Linked DNA regions of Mus musculus: all the other regions are linked to region 2. Evidence: chromatin loops called from intact Hi-C (ENCODE). Cell type or tissue: left cerebral cortex. All regions are shown on one strand. Region 1 overlaps D430041D05Rik (RIKEN cDNA D430041D05 gene). Region 2 overlaps D430041D05Rik (RIKEN cDNA D430041D05 gene). Region 3 overlaps D430041D05Rik (RIKEN cDNA D430041D05 gene).

Region 1 (4,000 bases), 56 kb before region 2:
TTAGCCCCAGAGTGGAAATATGAGTCTAATAAATCTCTCATCCAAAGTTGCTTCTCTGGGGTGTTTGCCATGGTGATGAGAAGCCTGACTCACCCATTGCTCCATGCACAAGGAACACACTTTCCAGTGTCTGTGTTCTCAAACATTTCCCCTACGTATTGAATCAGTTGAGCTATGAGACCAATTAAATAAAGCCAATGAAGGTGTCTTAGTTAGGGTTTCCACTGCTATGAGGAGACACCATGACCAAGGCAATTCTTATAAAGGAAAACATTTAATTGGAACTGGCTTACAGTTTCAGAGGTTCAATTCTTTATCATCATAACAAGAAGCATGGCAGCAGACAGGTAGACATGGTGCTGGAGGAGGCGCTGAGAATTCTACATCTTGATATGAAGGTGGCCTGGAGAAGACTGGTTTCTAGGCAGCTGGGAGGAGGGTCTCAAATCCCACTCCCACAGTGACACAGTTCCTCCAATAAGCCCACACCTCCTAATAGTGCTACTCCATAGGCCAAGCAGAGTCAAACTACCACAGATGTGTAGCTTCTGAGGCTAGGCCATAAAGACACTATAGTTTCTGGTTTGGGCTGCTTGGAGCACTTGCTCTGAGGATAAGCCAGTCATCATATTGTTAAGACACTCATGTTGAAGACACCACTGTGTAGAAGCAACTTCCCACTCCTGTGAGTGAGTGGGCTTGTAAGTGCATCCTCCAGCTCCAGCAGAACCCTCAGACACCCGCAGTCCTCACCCACACTCTGTTGTAAACTCAGGAGAGATCATGAACGGACTGCTTGGCTGAGTTCCTGACCCATACACAGAAGCTGTGGGTCACAAGTCATGTCTGTCAAGTCTTCAAGGCACTAAGTGTTGAGGAATTTGTTACAAATGAAGATATAAATAGTGTATCCATCAGCAGATGACATTCGTGTGTATGTGTGTTGCTGTGTGTCAGTGCACGTTTGTACATGTGTGTGAGTGTGTGCACACATGTGTAATCATATAAGTGGAAACCAAAGGTCCAATGTTAGGTGCCTTCCTTTATTATAACCTACCTTAGTTTTTGAGACAGGGTCTCTCAGTGAACCTGGAACTTGCTAATTTGTCTAGACTGTCTGAACAGCAAGCTCTAGAGATCCACCTGTCTCCACCTCCACTCCTAAAGCAGTGGGGTTACCAGATGTACAACACCACAGTCTGATGTTTATGTGGGCTCTGGAGATCTGAACTCAGGTCTTCTTGCTTGGACCACAAGCACTTGACTGACTGGGTCATCTCCCCAGCCCTGGATGGCTTCTTTATGAAGAAACTATGTCTACAATCTTCCAACCCCCAGGATCTTTGGTAATGCTGGGATAATGCAGGAGTTCCAAAAATGTCCAGTGAACGTGCTGGTTACTTTTGTCAATGTAACACACATCATCTGCGCAGGGGGGACCTCAACTGAGGAGTTGCCTCCATCAGATTGGCCTGATTTGGGGTCATTTTTTTAATGAATAATTGATACAGGAGGGTGCCAGCCCACTGTGGGAGGTATCACCCAGGGCTGGTGGTCATGAGATACATAAGAAAGCAAGCTGAGCAAGCTGTGTAGCACAAGCTAGCGTTCCTCCATTGTCCCCACATCAGTTCCTGCCTCTAGGTTCCTGCCTTCACATCTTTGCTTTGGTTTCCCTTGACAATGAACTGTATAACCTGTAAGCTGAATAAACCCTTTTCTCCCCAGGTTGCTCTTTTGGTCACAGTGTTTGTCACAGCAACAGAAAAGCAAACTAGAATAGTTCATCTAAGTTAGAAGGCTGACATTAGAGTTCTGATTATGTCAGGCACTTTTCTTCTGGTACACCAACTAATCCGATAAGAAGGCACTACCATCCCCGTACCAACAATAAGGAAAGAACCAGAAATCTGAACCTGGGATATTCATAACCATTCTGTCAAACTATTTCTGCCTCTCTCATGGGCCCCCAAGGCTTTGGCAGTACATGTGGAGCAAATGAATGAATGAACAAATGAATGAGCTGATCAGACATCCCCTTCACTTGATTACAAATCCTCTCAATAAGTGACACAAAGTCTTTCTTACTGTCTTGATATTCATCAGCTTGTCTGTTCCTTCTGGATTCAAATCAAATGCTAAATATAAATCGGATTTCATTCTTGAAAGGCGCTGTGAAATTTCACCGAACAGCTGCTGTGATCCAGCCAGGTCTCTGCTTCGCTGCCACCTGCTGCTCTCTCTGTCCTGCTGGCTTTGCCGCCTCCTCCAGCGACCACCTCCACAGCCGAGGTTTGGGAATAAAATTAGGCTGTCAAGGTATGCTGTCCTCATCAGACTTAGCTCCTCTTCATTGTCTTTCCTCACCCCTGCCTTTCCTTCATATCCTTGTTAACTGAAAAGTCCCTGGACACAAGGCCGGGCTGTGTCACCTGCTCAACTGAAGAAGAACCGGGTTGCATCTCTAGGCCTCACTCCTACAGGATCAAGAGCGCCTTGTGTTTTAAGCATTGGCAGCAGCTGCTGTGTGAGACACACTCGTCTCCAGAATTTCACAGGCCAACAAGGGAACAGAGGAGTGCACAGACAACTCTAAAATCATGTATAAGCAACATCACAGGTCCCAGGGAGCATCCAGGGTACGAGGAGCTCTTTCCCCTTGAACTCAAGTACCAGATGGCCTTATCTGCGGTGCACCAAGTTTCTGAGAATTTCATCATGGCATAGAGTGTGCTCATAAAATGTGTTATTTGTCAGGCTTAATTAGTCCATATTCTGTATATGCTCACACTTCATTTCAATATCAATAGCTGCTAAAATTAAGGACAGCTCATTTTTAATGAATTAATTAGAACACTAATGCACACACATGGCAAAACACTCCAGAAATGCAAAGAGACGTACAATGAATAGTCAGCATCTCCTGCTCCTTCCAATCTCAAGTCCTCTTTGCAGAGGCAATGACTACCACCCATCAGCAGAGTCTCTCCAGGAATAGCACAGGCTTTATGAATGGGTGGTGTGCAGGTCACCTGGAAAGAAGGAAGGAACCTTGGCTGAGGAATTGCCTGCATCTGATTAGCCTGTGGGTATGTCTATGGGGCCTTTCCTTGTTTAATAATTGCTATGGGAGGACCCAGACCACTGTATTCACGGTAGCCCACTGTACCATTCTGGGTATTTTGTTCTAGAATGTGTAAGAAGGCAGGTTGAGCAAGCCTTGGGAGTAAGCCAGTCAGCTTTCTCCATGGACATTGCTTCAGCTCCTCCCTCCACATTCAGAGGGAAACAACGACTATCAGGAACTTGGATAGGAAATATCATGTGTTATTCTGGCCAGGAATTTGGCTTCATTCTGCCTGTGTCCTGAGAACTTGATAAACACAGAGTTCCAAGGTGATGGGCTAATTTGCGTGGCCAAGGAAATCTCAAGACAGGCCAACCTCAGGTTGATGCCGAGAAAGCAGTTGTGATTATTAAGTGATCCATGTAATACCTAATGCTGTATGCAAATCAGATGAAACTCTTCAGATAAGTAGACACCAAAACTTGAATTTTTCAAGGAAATGGTCATATCACCAAACCCTTTGTGACAGATTTTTATTAGATTTTTCTTAGCCCCCTTTTGTGTTTTTTTAATTTGTTGATTTCATATCCGTATAAAATGGACATATTACTGTCTCTAATCCCTTCCCACTCCTGCAAACTGCCAACAAGAACTAAGGAGGAGGACTGTTTGTCTGACTGAAGCACACACGCTGGGGTGAGGGATACACACTTCTCCATCCACACCTGGCTCAGAGCCCCAAAATGACTTCCCAGATGGCCCAGTGGTAGGAGCAAGAGGCTTAATGCGTAGTCACGCCTGGTCATTATGGGTGCAAAAGACAGGTAGGTGGGAAAGAATGAGCAGGTGAAAGCTTTCAGAACATGACCTCTGGGCTGGTAACTGGAAGCCTCACCAGAAGGTCAAGAACTCATGATAGCTATGGTTTGGGCT
Region 2 (4,000 bases):
CCTCCACATCTGCAAACTGAGTGTTCGCTTCGTGGCTAACCCAAATGTCTCAGCAGCTGGCAAAGCCATGTTGCTTCTTCTCTTCCTCTCCTACCCTTATATTTCATCACATTATTCTACCAGGTCTCTCTTCACAGCTCGTTCACACTCTCCCCTCCGATCCCGACCCTTTCCCTTTTCCACTGTCTACGCCTCAGTGTGGATTTCAGCCTCATGCTTCCCTCAGCCTCACTTCTCCCACCTGGAAACCCCCCCCCGACCCCCGCCCATAGCCACTGTGCTGTCTATGCTTCCCCCCTCATCTCATCCTGGCCCCTCCCTGACCATCCAGTATAAATAAGCATGGGTATAAAGGTGCCAACTGCCACCCTGCCTTATTCTCTCACCATATTTACTTATTACTTGCTATTCAAAGGAGACCTATAGACTGCAGTTGTCAACATAATCTCGGGCTTTGCGTTCCATGTAGGTTTTTAAAAAAGATTTATTTATTTATTATATGTGAATACACTGTAGCTGTCTTCAGGCACCCCAAAAGAGGGTGTCAGATCTCATTACGGATGGCTGTGGTTGATTGGATTTGAACATGGGATCTTTGGAAGAGCAGTCATTGTTCTTAACTGCTGAGCCATCTCTCCAGCCCCATTCTGTGTAGTTTTAAAGACACACTACCACCTTGTCCCGGAGCTGCAACCCCACTACCAGCCCCTCCCAGCTCCCTTTAGTTTTAGCAACAGAACCTCCCCTTACACCTTGTCCCAGACCAACTGAATCACAGCCTGAATTTTAACAGAATCTTCAAGTGATTCATATCCTCAGTCAGCTTTGAAAAGTACTGAACCACTTTCAAATAGTGTAAAAAAATGGGACTTTGTTTGGATTCTTTACTATAACCCAAGGATACTGAGGTATCAAAACACAGACGGAATGACTGGGTGAAATGAATAGGTAGATGAATGCATGAATGCACGCATGAACAGAATGCAGAATCTATGGAATGGGGCTCTGATTTGGTGGCGTGTATGAGGAGGATGGGGAAGGGCAAGGAAGACATGCAGGGTAAAGCTATCTCCCCTTTGTGGTGTACTAAACAGGAGGACCCCTGACATGGGCAGACCCGTCTTCTAATAAAGCAGCCGCTCATAAATTACTGTGAGTTACTTAAATGAAATAATCTAACAGAATCGACCAGGTTGAAAGGAAAGAATGTAAGAAGCTGAATTGTTACTGGGTTCCTAGTCTACCCTGGGCATCATCGTAAGCACTAGGGAAGCACAGCTGGCAGAGAATGAACACAGTGGCTGCAGAAGCCACCCTGCGAGGAAGGTACCTCAGAGCAGGGCAGGTGCTGGGTTCTCCTCCACCCTGTGTTCCGGGTACAAACTTGCTTTTCCTTGACCTGGAATGCCACCATCAACCCTGACAACCCTCCTACCCTACAGAGCCCCACCCCCAACTCTCCTTAAAATGAACTGCAGTCCGACTTTATTGCTCTGCTCACATAGTAGATAGATAGAGTTCAAGTCCTTCTTCAGGAGAGACTTCTGCAAAATGGTGGCTCCATATTCAAGACCATATCCCCTACTCCAGCCCCCAGTCTGGCAAAACAAACATTCGGGCAATTCCTGCCATTCTCATGAGAGCAGTGGCAGTCTGTGAGCAGCTACGTGGCAAGCACTGTTTTAGACTTTGCCGCAGTCACCAAATCAGTGCACCCACCCAATAGCGGTAGAGCTTTTATTACCCCCATTTCACATGGGAGAGAGAAACAAGGGTCACAGAAGCCAAGGTCACATTGAGCAGAGACCCACAGGGGATGAGCACTGTGCCTGCACACAACTGCACACAGCCGATACATTAGACGTTTGCAGATGTCAGTTAAACGGGGAGGGAGTTAGGAAAGGTAGGATGACAGATTTGCACTCTGCCATTGTTGCCTGGAACCCAGATGGCAGGAGAGAATGAGAGGCATCGCCCTTCAGAAACTTCTTTCCTAGAACAGAAGTGACAGAAGCCTGTGAGCAGGGGTTCCATGGGACACAGTCGGGAGAGGGTGCCTTCAAGAGAGCACTAAGTGTGACTGCAGACTTCCCATGATGATTCAGGCAAAGGGACAAGGAGCGTGGTGGTGGAACCAGCTTAGAACACACTGTAAAGGCCCTGCCACCAAGGTGCTAGGAATCCGGGAAGTATTTTCTAGAAACAAACCTATTTTTGCCCATTTTTCCAACGAAGGCAGATGCTTGATTTAGCCTTGTTAAAAATCAAGAAGCATAGTGATGTAAATGACAGGCTTGGAAGCAGTCAGGACTTCAAGCAGAATGTGACAGGTCACTGGCTCAGCCTCTCAGATAACTCTGCATCAGACACAGGCTGCAGAGAACAGCACGGAGCTGCAGCTGCCCATCAGAGCAAGCTCCAGACAAGGAGGAAAGTCGAATGTCCCCAGCAAGAGTCACCTAGCCTTCCATTTCCCTCCAGACAGTGCTTTCTCCCACAAACTTCTCGAGATGTCCTGTATGAGGCCCAGGCCTCTCCTAGGCTGCAAAGACGCTGAAATCAGAGAGCATATGAAAGAAGTGATAAGGGTCAGACTGGATGCCCAGTGTTCACTCTGCCACCAAGAAGCCAGTCATAAAAATGGAATCCGTGGTAAAGCCACAGGATGCTGCAAAGCTCAGAGGCAGGCAGTGGAGCCACAGGTGGTCTTGTCCATGGAAAACTGAGCATTGAAGGTGACAGTAGAAAAGGCACCCCAATAGCACAGAGAAACCAACTCTAATGAGAAGGGGGGAAATAACAGGCCTCAGAGAACAGATGTTTGAATGACACCCACTTTCATTCTGATTGCCTATCCTAGGCTATGTCTCGGGACCAGTATACTTCAAGAAAAAAGCGGAGGGGGGGGGCAGACTAAGAGCAAAAGATGAAGATGACAAGTCCCCTAGAGAAGGTTCTGGCTGACTGAAAGATGAGCCAAGCAAAGACTCAGAGGTTGAGAAGGAGCCAAATACAAAGGTTGGAAGGGAGATCAGAAATCCAAAACCCTGTCAAAAAAAATCGGCTGGCATGGGCCTGAATGGGGCAATACAGGAAAGCTAAATTTCACGTCACAGATGGCTGAACAGTTCTCAGTCTCTGCGAGCAAATGAGCAACATTCAAGGCATAAAAGCTCTCAAACGGTTTACAGAACTATCAAGAATTGGGTGAGTGCTAACCAAAACCTCTGTGGTTCTCAGCCGGTGGTCACTAAGGGGCTTCCTTATGCCTTCTTCATGACTTCTCTCAACATTGTGTCACATATATAAAGCCAGAGGGTCGGAGTCCCTAGAAGGTCAACTACTGAATTTTGGAACTACAAGAAAGAATCACAACAGAAATTCCTGGACACACAGACTCCTTGTCAGTGACTTTTAAGTGAATCAAAGGGAAATGGCTTTAAATTAAACAGTTATATAGATATAGCCCACCAGAATACGTAATTTAAAACTGGTATAAGCTCCTTCAAAACTGGGACTTCCAATCTGATATGGGGAAAGGCCATACATAGACACGTGTTGGAGGGCGAGGGGCGGTTCTCCTTGGTCCTCACTAAAAGCTGCAGCACTACAGAAACCAGTTACCTAAAATGAGAGGTTTGCATTTGTTAGGCTGAATGTATCTATAATCTAGAATTCCACCACAAACACAGAAGCTTGCCCTTCACGGGAGTCATAGCAATCATTCTTATTTCAAAGACCATGGCTGGCCGCGCAGTGTAAGTTTCAAAGCACTTCTGCAGAATAATTCTGCCCAAATAGTTACAACAGATCCACAAAATCGTCCGCGGAAGTACAGAAATCTGTTTCTGAAGGATCGTTGGTGGTCTGAGCACCAAGAGTGACTCTTCTTCAACGAGCCTCTTGTAAAAAATAGGTATACATTTGATCAATGCCTGAACCTTTTGCAAAATGCAATCAATTATTTTAAGTACCTCATTCCCAAAAGGAAGGGAGGGGA
Region 3 (4,000 bases), 73 kb before region 2:
AGACTGCCCCTTCCTTGAGTTGCATTTGCCAAGTGTTTTGTTAAAGTAAATGAGAAACTCCACAAGTACCTAACCAGTACCTTTGTACCTCACCAGTCTAATACTCAGAGAGCTCAGGCCTCTAACCACTGAGGGCACTGTCTCTTCCCACTGCTGGCTCCTGGCGAATAAAGTAAAAATATACACGGGGTGATGATAAAGACAGACATAAGTTGATCATAATAATTCTCATTATTTGAGAAAAACAACAACTATTTTCTCAGGAAATTGAAAGCTCACCCTAGTACAAAACTGATGTTGCATAGGGATATATACAGACGCTTTTACTGAGACGCCCAAGGAGCAATTAGGAGGCTAATGTATAAATATACAGTAGTGAAGACCACTTTCCATGACAAAGATCCTATCGTCAAGAAAGCCACCTTACAAGTCCATTCCATGGCAGAAACCAAACGTTCAAAGAAGTCGATAATGTTACTGTAATCACCTTTCCTAAATATTACTGATAGCTATCCAGTTTTTTACTGGAAACAGAGCTATTAGATTGTACATAATACCCTGCTGATTGGTAAGCTGCCTGCACAGTCTTCTGATTTTTAAGTAGGAATTGGTAGCAGGCTAAATGATCCAGACATTCAGTGGAATTAAACGTACACCATCCTGTCTTCAGAAAAGTCTCCATGGTTTTGGCCCTAGCTTGGGAGAGGCTCAGCCATCATGAACCAGTAAGGCAGAATCTGATTTTCTTCAGCGTTTTAGACTGACGAGACAGACAGCTCAGCCTAAGGCTTATAGCCAGCTGGAAGACTCTCTAGCTGGGTGACCCTAGACAAGCTGAATTCTCTACATGCCTCAGTAGTAACATGTCTGTAAAGTTTAATGGTATCTACCTCCCAGGGCTCTTATGAATTACAGAGAGAGTTCGCATAAAAGACTTAGCACATCTGGCATGTGGTGTATACTCTATAAATGTTGGTGGATTTTACTGTTTGGGTAGATTATTCTTACCCTATAATTCATTTAACAATAGTGACACTCAGGCCCTTTGGGAGCAGAGGCTGCACAGGTGTAAGCCAGTCTCCTGTTCAGGTATGAGAGAGAACTAAATGTCTGGGGAATCTCCAGGTTCAGAGAGTACCTACAAACTCAGTGCTCCGATGCCTGTGTGCCGCAGCGGGCAGGCTGGTGTGGAAGGAGGGTCAAACTTTAGAGTCGAGTCATTTAATTGCTCAAATCCTAGCTTATCGATCACCTGCCTCAGTGCTTCGAACATCTGGGTGAAGCTCTTTGTAGTCGTTTATAAGTGGAGATGTGATGTTGCTGTCATTGCGCATGTGTGGAAGGAGCTGGGCATACCATAGATCCTAGTCACACAGCAGACATTGTTGAATGGCTGGCCTAACACCCTTTGAATACTGACTTCCCTTTTATTGAAAAGGTGACCTATACTTTTCCATGGAGGGGGGGAAGCATTTCTTTGGGAAACATGAAGTAGAATGATTATTCTCTAGAAATGGAGAATTACGTATATAGATGGATCCTCCACATCAGCTTAATGTTATTCTGCTTATATTTAAGTATGAAATTTCACTGCAGAAAAGTTTTAAAAATAGAAATAAATAAGTGAAAAAATTACTATCCAATAACCCCTCTTTGCCAAGACAACTATATGTGACATCTTGGTGTCTGTCCCTCCCAGAGTATTTTTCTCTGCATGCAAATATGCATTTTTAACCATGTCACACAGCAAAAACAAGGAACCCCATTTTCCTCACACCCTCACCAGTCCTTGCAAAGCACTAAATGTCAACGCTTAAAGGGGATTTTTGCTTGTGTTCTTCAGCAGAAGCACAAGAGGTAAGAACGATCCTTTTAATTAGCTATCCTTTCCCAAAGCTGACGCCCCTTCTGTATGCATAAATCTTCCTGTAACCAGCATTATGTCACGAGTGCCATATTTACACACATATTCACATTCATAGACATGCTCACGTCTATCAAACCAGTGGACATACAGAGAATCAAGCAAGCAGTGGATGTGTTAGCACACGGATGTTTTTAACCAGCAGATGGCTCTGATATACCAGGAACCCACTAACACTCACCCCCATCTACAGGAACACACCCATATAAGATCTGTCCAACAGAACCTTTTCCTACCCACAATCCATCATCAGGACACCAGGCTTGGGCTGCCCTGCTGTGTAACAACCAATCTCCTCAAAATCAGGTGCACACCACGTGCTCACCTGTTTCCCCTCCCCCCTCACCTTAGCCTCAGGCTCCCAATCCCTCCCACCAAAGGTCACCAATGAAAAGCCAGTTTTCTACTTCTACTCCTGTAGAGTGGAGGGCCTTCTCCAAAGAACCAAGGACTGCCTGGTCCTTGCCGTTAGGGTAATGTGTAAGCCCCACCCAAGGCAGCCATGATTCCTGAGTCAAATGTTTTAACCACTTTCTTTGAAAGGAACTGCTCTGGTGAGTAGAGGGCATGGTGAGGAGCCTGACCAGGGTGGGGATGTGCTTTGGGCTGCTGAGGGAGAGACAAAATAAAGATACAAGGAGCAGGTAGGATGGAGATGTTTCTACAACCCAGAGTAGGGAAAGGTTTGATGGATTATGTGAAATGGGGACACCATGAATCACAATCAGTTTCTCATATCCTCCAGGACACTGCTGCTTCAGGTCCCCAACTCCTTCCACAATTGTGACAAATGAGAAGTACTATGTCATGCTACTAATAGGACATTGTTGTTCTAAGCAAACTCTCCAATCATCATACACAGGCCTTGTGTGAGACAGCACACAAAGAAGTAGCCAAAGGCAACGTGACATTAGGAGGCAGATCTGTCCAGTAAGAACATCTAATGTGTAATCATTCCCAGAGTAGTTGCCACAAAGCACACTTCAGAAGAACCTGCCACGCTCTCTCAAAACAAACTCATGATAAAGGGGGGGCAGCGTCGTGTGTGTGTGTGTGTGTGTGTGTGTGTGTGTGTGTGTGAGAAAGAGAGAGAGAGAGAGGGAGGGAGAGAGAGAGAGGGAGGGAGGGAGAGAGAGGGTGAATAAACCCAAATGCATATGAATGTTATGAATGTGACACTGTCACAGCACCGCCCCCCCCCCAGGGGCAGGAGCACAGTGTCTGGACTGGCCAGTGAAGCCTGACACTCTTCATCATGATTATCAATTTCAGTTGCTGGAATGTTGAGACACCCCCTGCACTAACATCCAAATGCCCACATTTATGCATTTTTTAAAAAGCCCATTTTGTAACAGCTGGCAACTGCAATCAAAACTGGGAGATCCAGAATTATTAAAAAGAAAATGTTAGAATCCTTATAGTGCCTTCCTACCGTGCCAGCTGTCACTTTCAGGCCCACTGTTTCCCCAGGTCTCGGTCTTAGACTCTCAATATTAACACTTAACTCTATAATTTTGAAGACATAACTCAGTGGGGAGAGTGCCTGTTTCACATGCATGAGGCCCTGGGTTTGAGCCTTAACATCACAGAAGAAAAAAAAAAAAGACTTATAAAGAGAGAAGAAGAGGGGACTAGGCTGGAGATACGTCTCAATTGGTTGAGTGCTTCCCTGGTGTACATGGGCTTGATTCAGCACAATTCTTCCAGGGGAGGGTCTAAAACACCAACCCAGCCTCAAGACCTTCCACCTACAATCTGTCCTGCCAACATGATGCACTGGGGTAAAGGTGGCACAGAAATTGTGTGAGTGGCTGACCAATGACTGGTCCTGACATGAACCCCAGGTCTCCACATGCGTGCATACAATGTGTGCCCATACATATGCAATCGTGCACAGCATACACAAATAGAAAAGGGGGACAAACGAGTGGCAAAATAGCCTCCTTACAGGAGCTCTACCGTGTTCAGTACATTCAATAAGCTAATTACACTCTCATTAATGTGCATGCATGGAATAGGCAGCTGAAGGTGCACACAGATCGTTATGATAGTCCCACAACCCCCACCTCCAGCAAA

The links. A loop is a pair of places that touch in the nucleus more often than their neighbours do. Peaks named below come from ENCODE experiments on the same cell type or tissue, not always from the same donor. Only the 100,000 strongest peaks of a DNase experiment are listed, where the experiment ranks them.
Region 1: a loop joins it to region 2, with 2.2 times the contacts of the local background. A loop is called at or near these places in 3 of 42 quality-filtered maps.
Region 3: a loop joins it to region 2, with 3.0 times the contacts of the local background. A loop is called at or near these places in 7 of 42 quality-filtered maps.

What each region holds. Positions count from the first base shown.
Region 1 is chr2:104,349,397-104,353,396 of GRCm38, forward strand. The region is part of intron 1 of D430041D05Rik (RIKEN cDNA D430041D05 gene); the gene reads right to left. Among named protein-coding and RNA genes, the nearest start is that of D430041D05Rik, 59 kb to the right of the region's middle. In left cerebral cortex, no CTCF peak of the experiment used is centred here; DNase peaks (open chromatin) are centred at 2,227, 2,475, 3,087 and 3,804; H3K27ac peaks cover 1,920 bases.
Region 2 is chr2:104,405,497-104,409,496 of GRCm38, forward strand. All of the region lies in intron 1 of D430041D05Rik (RIKEN cDNA D430041D05 gene), which reads right to left. Among named protein-coding and RNA genes, the nearest start is that of D430041D05Rik, 3.1 kb to the right of the region's middle. In left cerebral cortex, no CTCF peak of the experiment used is centred here; DNase peaks (open chromatin) are centred at 1,737, 2,141, 2,364, 3,155 and 1 more place; H3K4me3 peaks cover 2,839 bases; H3K27ac peaks cover 836 bases.
Region 3 is chr2:104,332,059-104,336,058 of GRCm38, forward strand. All of the region lies in intron 1 of D430041D05Rik (RIKEN cDNA D430041D05 gene), which reads right to left. Among named protein-coding and RNA genes, the nearest start is that of D430041D05Rik, 77 kb to the right of the region's middle. In left cerebral cortex, a CTCF peak has its summit at 2,058 (motif pointing right); a DNase peak (open chromatin) is centred at 2,064; H3K27ac peaks cover 1,874 bases.